2 separate regions of the Homo sapiens genome follow, and region 2 is linked to region 1. Evidence: read pairs that join two places in POLR2A ChIA-PET (ENCODE). Cell type or tissue: Caco-2. All regions are shown on one strand. Links, peaks and the distances in the headings refer to the core of each region. The heading gives the core; the rest is flanking DNA. Region 1 has its middle 99 kb from the start of ATL2. Region 2 has its middle 33 kb from the start of LINC02613.

Region 1 (5,385 bases), core at 110-5,109:
CTCTCTAGGATTAGTGAAGGCACAGATTGGAAGATAGGCATCATATTTAATTGGGGGTACATTTATTGAATATGAAAGAAGTCATGCGAGGGCCAAGATTTCAACATTTCATATACAGGCATACCCTGGAGATACGGTGGGTTTAATTCCAGACAACTGAAATAAAGCAAATACCACAATAAAGCGAGTCACACAAATTTTTTTGTTTCCTAATTCATATACAGTTATGTTTACATGATACTGTAGTCTATTAAGTGTGAAATAGCATTATGTCTAAAAAAATGGATTTACGTTAACTAACAAATACTTTATTGCTAAAAAGTGGTAACAATCATCTGCGCATTCGGTGAGTCTTTTTGCTGGTGGAGGGTCTTGCTTAATGTTGATGGCTGCTGACTGATCAGGGTGGTGGTTGCAGAAGGTTGAGGTGGCTGTGGCAATTTCTTAAAGACAGTGAAGTCTGTGGCATCAGTGGATTTTCCCTTTAATGAAGGATTTCTGTCACAGGTGATGCTATTTGATAACATTTACCCACAGCAAAACTACTTTCAAAATCGGAGTCAATCCTCTCAAATGCTGCCACTGCTTTAATCAACTAAGTGTATGTAATATTCTAAATCCTTTATTGTCATTTCAACAATGTTCACAGCCTCCCCACCAGGAATAGATTTCATCTCAAGGAACCGCTTTCTTTGTTTATCATCAAGAAGCAACTCCTCATCTGTTAAAGTTTTATAATGAGATTGCAGCAATTCAATTACTTCTTCAAGCTTCATTTCTCATTCTAGTTACCTTGCTATTTCCACATCTGCAGCTACTTCCACCACTGAAGTCTTGAACTCTTCAACGTCATCCAGGAGGACTGGAATCAACTTCTTCCAAATTCCTATTAATATTGATATACTGACCTCCTCCCATGAATCACGAATGTTCTTAATGGTATCTAGAATGATGAGTTCTTTCCAGAAGTTTTTCAATTTACTTTGCCCAGATCCATCAGAGGAATCATTATCTATGGCAGCTATACCTTACAAAGTATATTTCTTAAATGATAAGACTCGAAAGTCGAAATGACTCCTTGACCCATGGACTGCAGAATGGATGATGTGTTAGCAGACATGAAAACAATATTAATACATATTCTTATACAAGCCCATCAGAGCTCACAGGTGACCAGGTGCATTGCCAATGAGCAGTAATATTTTCAAAGGAATCTTTTTTCTGAGCAGTAATTCTCAAGAATGGGTTTAAAATATTGAGTAAATAATGCTGTAAACAGGGGTGCTGTCATCCAGGCTTTGTTGTTCCACTTACAGAAAACAGGCAGAATAGATTTAGCATAATTCTTAGGGGCCTTAGGATTTTTTTTTTTTTTTTAAGACAGAGTCTCACTCTGTCACACTGGAGTGCAATGGCACCATCTCGGCTCACTGCAACCTCCACCTCCCTGGTTCAAGCATTCTCCTGCCTCTGCCTGTAATCCCAAGTAGCTGGGATTACAGGCACCCACCACCACACGTGGCTAATTTTGTATTTTTAATAGAGACAGGGTTTCCCCACATTGGTCAGGCTGGTCTCGACCTCCTGACCTCAAGTGATCCACCCACCTCGGCCTCCCAAAGTGCTGGGATTACAGGCATGAGCCACTGCACCCGGCCAGGATTTTCATAATGGTAAATGAGCATTGGCTTCAACTTCAAGTTGCTGGCTGCATTAGACCCCAACGAGAAAGTCAGCCTGTCCTTTAAAGCTTTGAAACCAGGGATTCATTTCTCTCTAGCTATGAAAGTCCTAGATGGCATCTTCTTCCAATATAAGACTATCTCATCTACACTGAAAATCTGTCATTTAGTGTAGCCACCTTCATCAGTGATCTTTCCTAGATCTCTTGGATAACCTGTTGCCACTTCTACTTTAGCACTTACTGCATCACCTTGATTTTACGTTATGTAATAGAGATGGCTTCTTTCCTTAAATATCATCAACCAACTTCTGCTAGCTTCAAACTTTTCTTCTACAGCTTCTTCACCTCTTAGCTTTCACAGAATTGAAGAGAGTTGGGGCCTTGCTCTGGATTAGGCTTTGGCTTAAGAAAATGTTGTGACTGGTTTAATCTTCTATCGAGACTACTCAAACTTTCTTCGAATCAGCAGTAAGGCTGTTTTGCTTTCTTATCATTTGTATCTTCACTAGAGTAGCACTTTTTCTTTCCTTCAACAACTTTTTCCTTTGCATTCACAACTTGGCTAACTGGTGCAAGAGACCTACTTTTTGACATATCTTAGCTTTCAACATGCCTTCCTCACTAGGCTTAATCATGTGTAGCTTGTGATTTAAAGTGAGAGACATGTGACACTTCCTCTCACTTTGTGGGGAAAAGAAAGAGAGATCAGACTGTTACTGTGTCTATGTAGAAAGAAGTCGACCTAAGAGACTCCATTTTGTTCAGTACTAAGAAAAATTCTTCTGCCTTGAGATGCTGTTAATCTGTAACCCTACTCCCAACCCTGTGCTCACAGAAATATGTGCTGTGTCAACTCAAGGTTTAATGGATTAAGGGCTCTGCGGGATGTGCTTTGTTAAACAAATGCTTGAAGGCAGCATGCTTGTTAAAAGTCATCACCACTCCCTATTCTCAAGTACCCAGGGACACAATACACTGCAGAAGGCCGCAGGGACCTCTGCCTAGGAAAACCAGGTATTGTCCAAGGTTTCTCCCCGTGCGATAGTCTGAAATATGGCCTCATGAGAAGGGAAAGACCTGACCGTCCCCCAGCCCGACACCCGACACCCATAAAGGGTCTGTGCTGAGGAGGATTAGTAAAAGAGGAAGGCCTCTTTGCAGTTGAGATAAGGGGAAGGCATCTGTCTCCTGCTCATCCCTGGGCAATGGAATGTCTTGGTGTAAAACCCGATTGTATATTCCATCTACTGAGATACGAGAAAACCGCCTTAAGGCTGGAGGTGGGACATGCTGGCAGCAAAACTGCTCTTTAAGGCATTGAGATGTTTATGTATACGCACATCAAAAGCACAGCACTTTTTTCTTTACCTTGTTTATGATGCAGAGATATGTGTTCACATGTTTTCCTGCTGACCCTCTCTCCACTATTACCCTATTGTCCTGCGACATCCCCTTCTCCGAGAAACGCCCGATAATGATCAATAAATACTAAGGGAACTCACAGACTGGTGCTGGTGTGGGTCCTCCGTATGCTGAGCGCCGGTCCCCTCGACCCACTTTTCTTTCTCTATACTTTGTCTCTGTGTCTCTTTCTTTTCTCAAGTCTCTCGTCCACCTGACAAGAAGCACCCACAGGTGTGGAGGGGCAGGCCACCCCTTCATCACTTGAACACTTAGAGGTCATCGTAGAGTTATTAATTGGCCTAATTTCAATGTTGTTGTGTCTCAGGGAAAAGGGAAGCCTGAGGAGAGGGAGAGTGATGGGGGAAGGCCAGTGGTTGGAACATTCGGAACACACACAACATGTATCAATTAAGTTTGTCATCTTCTTTGGGCACAGTTTGTAGTGCCCCAATTACAATAGTAACATCAAATATCACTGACCAGAGATGATCATAACTGATATAATAATAAAGAAGATGTTTGAAATACTGCAAGAATTACCAAAATGAAACAGAGGCACAGACTGAGCACATGTTGTTGGAAGCATGATACCAATAGACTTGCTTGAGGCGGGGTTGCCACAAATTTTCCATTTTAAAAAAAAGCGTGATATATGCAAAGAACAATAAAGCAAGGCACAATGAGATGAGGGTTGCCTGGCCCTATCTATGCACCTTCGTTGGAGCAGCCTAGGCTTACCTGAGGAGTCAACACAATTTGCATGTGTGGGGCAATACTAAAGGGAATATAGGTAAGTAGCAACGGATGTGACATAGACAATGGCTAGAGGACTCCACACAAGGGAAATATCAAATGGGCCTGACCTCTCAGGCATGAAGAAGCTGAGCCTTGGGAGACATAGATATGAATCACCTACACAGAACGTGAGCATTTCACACTGGGGGAAGTGAATGAGTAGAGACAGATGGAGCACTGAGCATGCCCTGAGATGCTCTGGAGAGAGAAGCAGCTTTTCTTCTGTTTGATAAAGTTGATCCCACCTTGCTTTTTTTTTTCTTTTTTTTTTGAGACAGGGCCTCTCTCTGTCGCCCAGGCTGGGGTGCAGTGGCCAGGTTGGTTTCAAACTCTTGGCCTCAAGTGATCCGCCCACCTCGGCCTCCCAAAGTGCTGGGAATCCAGGCAGGAGGCACCGCACCCAGCCCCACCTTGCTTAAAGACTCTGTAATAGCTACCTTAATGATATGCTAATTTTCCTCATGTCATTTCTACTGGACCTAAACCTATAATTATATCCATTTATCCCATGAGGCCAATTACAAAGTCGAACCCTAGAGAAAACACATACCAAAACCAAAAAAAAAAAAAAGCTTTTCAAATTTTGCTTATTTACTCAGAAAACCTGAGTAATACTATTCGTGAGAATGGATTCTGTGGATGATAGATCATGCTAGATTGGGCTACATTGTAACAAGAATTCACTTTAGAGATTCCAAAGTTAAATGATTAGGCAAACTAGGAGAGGTTCTAATGGTTTGCCCTAGGACATAATTCTAATTATGTCCTAAAATCTGGACTCAATAGTGACCTACACTAAATAAAGTTGAGATGTCAGGAATTCCTGAGTACAATGTAAAAGACTGTCTCCCCAGCCACTCCAGTGCCTGCTTGATAGCTTCAGGAACCCCGTCATCATGGAAGGAGGAATGAAGGGGACACTTGGGCTCAGCAAACAGACTTCACACCGAAGCTAATCTGCCTACGACCATGGCTGAGAGCCCAATCTGTCAACTCTGAGCTTCCAGTACGGTACAGGAACCCAAGGAGATTAGTTTGGCATCTGGTTAGAAGGTTACAAAGAGCCGGGCGCGGTGGCTCACACCTGTAATCCCAGCACTTTGGGAGGCCAAGGCAAGCGGATCACCTGAGGTCAGGAGATCGAGACCATCCTGGCCTATGAACATAGTGAAACCCCATCTCTACTAAAAATACAAAAATTAGCTGGCTGTGGTGGTGTGCGCCTGTAATCCCAGCTACTCAGGAGGCTGAGGCAGGAGAATTGCTTGAAACTGGGAGGCGGAGATTGCAGTGAGCTGAGATCACACCACTGCACTCCAGCCTTGCAAGAGATCAAGACTCTGTCTAAAAGAAAAAAAAAAAAAGGTTACAAAGAACCACTTTCATCACAGAAATGCTGCAATTTCTCTCCACTGAGACACTCATTCTGGCTATGGATTAGATTCCCCTGCATGGTATCCTTTGCAGACATACTAAATACCTTAATCATGACCATAATATTC
Region 2 (5,385 bases), core at 60-5,059, 270 kb after region 1:
GGCACCCGTAAGCCCAGCTACTCGGGAGGCTGAGGCACAAGAATCCCTTGAGCCCAGGAGGCAGAGGTTGCAGTGAGCCGAGATTATGCTGTACTGCACTCCAGCCTGGGCAACAGAGCAAGACTGTGTCTCAAAAATATAAAAATAAAAACAGTATTTCCAGAGGACATACACCACATACTGTGGCATATTTTATTTTCCAAAGATGGTAGCTATAATCTCTCTTATCCCCCATGCTCTTCTTACAACATAATTTTGACACTTCTCCCCCTTGGAAGTAGAGTGCCCTTAAATCTGGAAAGGTTTATGGCATGGATGAAGTGACACTAAGGATATGCCACAATTTGTTTATTTATTCACTTTTTTTTAGATGGGGTCTTGCTCTGTCACCTAGGCTGGAGTGCAATGGCATGACCATGGCTCACTGCAGCCTGAAACTTCTGGGCTCAAGCAGTCCACCCACCTCAGCCTCCCAAGTAGCTGGGACTATAGGTGCATGCCACCATGCCTGGCTAATTTTTTTTATTTTTTGTAGAGACGATGTCTCATTCTGTTGACCAGGCTGGTCTCACATTCCTGGTCTCAACCAATCATCCCCCCCTTGGCCTCCCACCTCCCAAAGTGCTGGGCATGACCCACTGCACCTAACCTATTTATTTCCTTTTTGATGACACTTAGGTGTTTCCAGTTTGGGGCTATTACAGATAAAGTTGCTGTGAATATTTATGTATGAGTCATCGTAGAGACATATACTTTCTTTAGGAGTGAATGGTTGGGTCATATGGTAGGTATATGGTTTAACTTTTGGGAACTGCCAAATTACTTTTGCAAAGTGGTGGTACCATTTTACATTCCTATGAAAAGTATGTGAGAGTTTCATTTCCTCCACATCTTCACCATCACTTAGTATGCTCAGTCTTCTTTTTTTGTTGTTTTTTTTTTTGGGATGGAGTCTCATTCTGTTGCCCAGGCTGGAGTGCAGTGGTACAATCTCGGCTCACTGCAACCTCCGCCTCCTGGGGTCAAGCAATTCTCTTGCTTCCTGAATAGCTGGGACTACAGGCAGGTGCCACCATGCCCAGCTAATCTTTGTATTTTTAGTAGAGATGGGGTTTTGCCATGTTGGCCAGGCTGGTCCTGGTCTCAAACTCCTGACCACAAGGGATCCACCTGCCTCAGGCCCCCAAAGTGCTGGGATTACTGGCGTGAGTCACCGCACCCGGCCTCAGTCGTCTTAATTTGGCCATTCTAATACATATAGAGTGGTATCTCATTGTGGTTTTCATTTCTATTTCCCTAATGACTAACGGATAATGATGTTAAGCATCTTTCCATGTGCTTATTCATCTTTTATGTATCTTCTTCAGTAAAATGTAGATTCTAATCTTTTTGCCAAGTTTTAATAGGGTCATTTTCTTGTTGAGTTTTGAGAATTCTTTGTATTTTCTAGATACAAGTCCTATATCAGAAATATATGTTGCAAATATCTTCTCTTAATCTGTAGCTTGTCTTTTCCTTCTCTATTAGAGCAGAAGTTTTACATTTTGCTGAGTTTATGAGTTTGGGTTTTGGATTTTTTTAATAGACCAATGTTTTTGGTGTTGTAAGAAATCATTACTCAAAAAAAGGTCACAAAAAGTTTTCATCTATAAGATTCATAATTTTAGCTCTTGCATTTAAGTCTTTCACCCATCTTGAGTTAATTGTTGCATATGGAACAGAACATGGCTAGAAGGGGTCTTTCTGCATATGTATTTCCAGTTGTTCCAACAACATTTGTTGAAAAGAGGGTCCTTTTTCCACTGCATTTCTTTTCATATTTGTAACAAATCAGTATGCATTATCAATATGTGTGGCTTTATATCTATATTCTGTCCCATTGATCTATTTTTATTTTACACACCTACCACAGTCTTGATTACTATAGCTGTATAAGTTTTGAGGTGGAACCCTCATGAATGGGATTAGTGCCCTATAAAAGAGGTCCCAGGGAGATCCCTGCTCCTTCTGCCATGTGAGGTTACAGTAAGACAGCCATCTATGAGGAAGCAGGCCCTCACCAGACCCGGAATCAGCTGATGCCTTGATCCTGGCCTCTCTAGCCTCAGACAGAGAAATAAATTTATGCTGTTTATAAGCTACCAGTTTGTGGTATTTTGTTATAGCAGTCCATCCAAACTAAGACTTACTCCAACTCTGGTTTGTTTTCAAAGTTGTTTTGGCTATTCTAGGTCCTTTGCATTTCATATGAATTTTTACAATCAGCTTATAAATTTCTACCTTAAAAAAAAAAAAAAAAAAAAAAAGACCTGCTGGGATCTTGACAGAGATCGCATTAAATCTATAGGTCAATTCAGGGATAACTGACATGTTAACTATATTGAGTCTTCTGACTCATGAACAAGATATATCACTCAATTTATTTAGGTCTTCTTTAATTTCTCTAAGCAATGTTTTATAGTCTTTCAGTGTACAGGTCCTGCATATCTTTAAAATTTTTTTATTTCTAATTATTTTTGTTGTTGTTTTGAGATGGAGCCTCACTCTGTCACCAAGGCCGGAGGGCACTGGCACAACCTCAGCTCACTGCAGCCTCTGCCTTCCAGGTTCAAGCGATTCTCCTGCCTCAGCCTCCCGAGTAGCTGTGATTACAGATGCCCACCACCACACCAGGCTAATCTTTGCATTTTTAGTAGAGACAGGTTTTCTCCATGTTAGCCAGGCTGGTCTCAAACTCCTGGCCTCAAGTGATCCACCCACCTCGGCCTCCCAAAGTGCTGGGATTACAGGTGTGAGCCACCATGCCCAGCCTATTTCTAATTATTTGTTGCCTATTGACTTTTTAATTCTTTTAATTTTTATCGTTTAATTATCTTTTAATTTTATCGTTTACAGTTCTTTATGGTTTTGTCCGTTTTTATTGTTTAAAAGCATCCCATATTTATTTCACTCATGTAAAATCATCTCTTCGAAGAAGGTAAACGTTTTTGCTTTTTAATTTTTTCCTGCTCCCTGCATAGTCTGTTTTCTCTAGGTTTCTGTCTTTCATGTTAAAGGATTAATTTTTAGCAGTCTATTCATAATTAAGAAGGACACACTAAAAAGCCAATTAGCAGCTCTGCATGCACGGGCAAGGAGGGTTCAGTAGTAGCTATCACTGTAACTGCCCACTTAACAAGAAACCCTTAAAATGTCAGAATCTGTAGTATTTTTGCCTTTGGCTAGACAGCTTCTCCAGAGAAAAATCCTCCAATCTGCTTAATGAGCTATAAGCTGATTGCCAGAATTCTGGGAGCCTAGTTGGAAGGAGGGAGCAAGAAGAATGAGGGTGGGCAGTCTCAGTCTTCCATATGTAGATTTGCACTTCATTTTCATTTTCAGAACGGTGCCTCAGCGCTCATTCTCTCTGCCTTTGTTTCTGAATTTGATGCTTCTCTACTTGAATTTCTCAAGAAAATAAGCTTCCTTTCTTGTTCGGAGGTAAGGGAGAGGTAGCCATCTGGCAGGGTCAGATATGGAAAGGAATCTGTGGTTTTAAGTCTTCCTTATGTTCTTTCAACAAGACTCTGTTATGAGCCCCTCTCACCTCCAGCTAGTTAACGCGACTGAAAGGTTCCGATTCCTGAACCTTTCAGAGTAAACTTTGTAAACTGGCATGCCTACTGGCATTTTCTCTGCAGGCTACTTTCCATTTTTCATTGGCTTCACATTTTTCAGTTTGTTGACATCACTAATTTGCTGGTTTCTTCTATCTTAGTTGGATTTAAAGCATGCTTATTTTTTGCACAAGTGTGCAATCCACAACATTTATCTAGAGGTCAAAATAGTTTTGAATTACCAAGTAATAACCCAAAGTAGCAGTCCTGACCCTTCGTGCCATCCAGTGTGGCTGCAGAGTTCTTACGTCTAAGGAAGGGAGGGAGGCTGAAAGGTGGGGCCTGGTTCACTCAAATTAGTAATTTTAAAACATTGTCGTTTGTAAAGATATACAAGAAAGTGTAGATGACTGTTTTCTTTTTTAAGAGACAGTGTCTTGCTTCGTCACCCAGGCTGGAATGCAGTGACATGATCACTGTAACCTCAACTGCCTGACTTCAAGTGATCCTTCCACCTTAGCCTCCCAAGTAGCTGGGACTATAGGCATGCACCATCATGCTGAAGTGAGAAGTGCTTGAAGCCAGGAGTTCAAGACCAGTCTGGACAGCATAGGGAGATCTGATGTTTTTAAATTTTTTTTTTTTTGTAGAGATAGGCTCTCCCTGTGTTGTCCGGACTGGTCTTGAATTCCTGGCCTCAAGCGATTCTCACGTCAGCATCCCCAAGTGCTGGAATTACAGGCATTAGCCACCTCGCTCAGCCAATTTCTATAATCCTCCTATAATGGCAAACCAATATAAAAGTAAAAATTAAAAACTGCAACATCAGACAGAATTGCCCTTATATAAAAAGAATGAAAAAGTAATTACAAATCAATAAAAAGATGAGCACCCAATAGAAAAATAAAGATGGCTAAAATATGTGAAAATAACATTTTTCACCTATAAGGTTAATAAAATTTAATAGGCCATTTCTTGAATTGAGGGGTGCAATTTGGCAATTCTGTCAAAATGTGAAATGTGATTACTCTTTTCGACTGAGAAACTCCAGTTCAGGAAGTATCATGAGCACATAAATGGGTGCTTGAAAAGCTATATGATGGGTAAGCATAGGCAGAGAGTAACAACAAAAAAAAGAAAACTACAGAAAAATAAAACTAAGAAAAGCTGTATGGCAAAAACCCATCAGCATGGGATTGATGAAGTAAGTTACCATTCCATCTCACAGTGGGATACTCTGCAGCAATGAAAAAATGATAGTGGGGAGGTGATTTTCCTTTTGTTTAAATCTTTTTGACTGAATCTTTTCTAATAAGCATGTCTTACTTTTACAATCAGAAAAAGCAAGATTGCCATTTCATTTTATTCACTTAGAAGCAATTTTGAATAGTAGTTGAGAGTATGACCTTGGGAACAAAATTGCCTGGGTTCAAGTCTGAGCACCACCTCCTTGTTAAACCTTCAACAAACTGCTTGATGTCTTTGCTCCTGTTTGCCTGTCATTAAAAGGAATATAATAACAACCTCATGAGGTTGCGGTAAGAATTAAATAAATTAATATACAAGATATTAATACTTGGAACCTACCTGGCTCAAAAAAGGCAGTTGATATGTATTAGCTACTATTATTTCATTTTGGAAACACAAAGATTATTTAATGATTTGTGTTTAGGCTGTGTCAAAATGTCTCTGGCATCAAACAGCTGTTTTAAAATGCCAGCGGTCAATGGGAAAAAAACAAGAACCAAGTGACAGGTTTAAATATTGGAAAGGAAGAAACAACATGTAA

Evidence for each region. Peaks named below come from ENCODE experiments on the same cell type or tissue, not always from the same donor. Only the 100,000 strongest peaks of a DNase experiment are listed, where the experiment ranks them.
Region 2: POLR2A ChIA-PET joins it to region 1 with 9 read pairs; 3 of 35 experiments call an interaction of 5 or more read pairs at or near these places.

The regions. Positions count from the first base shown.
Region 1 is chr2:38,275,416-38,280,800 of GRCh38, forward strand. No RefSeq gene overlaps it. Among named protein-coding and RNA genes, the nearest start is that of ATL2, 99 kb to the right of the region's middle. RefSeq lists enhancers at 1,636-2,619, 2,620-3,603. In Caco-2, for the core only: no CTCF peak of the experiment used is centred there; a DNase peak (open chromatin) is centred at 2,646; H3K4me3 peaks cover 283 bases.
Region 2 is chr2:38,545,966-38,551,350 of GRCh38, forward strand. No RefSeq gene overlaps it. Among named protein-coding and RNA genes, the nearest start is that of LINC02613, 33 kb to the left of the region's middle. In Caco-2, for the core only: no CTCF peak of the experiment used is centred there; no DNase peak of the experiment used is centred there.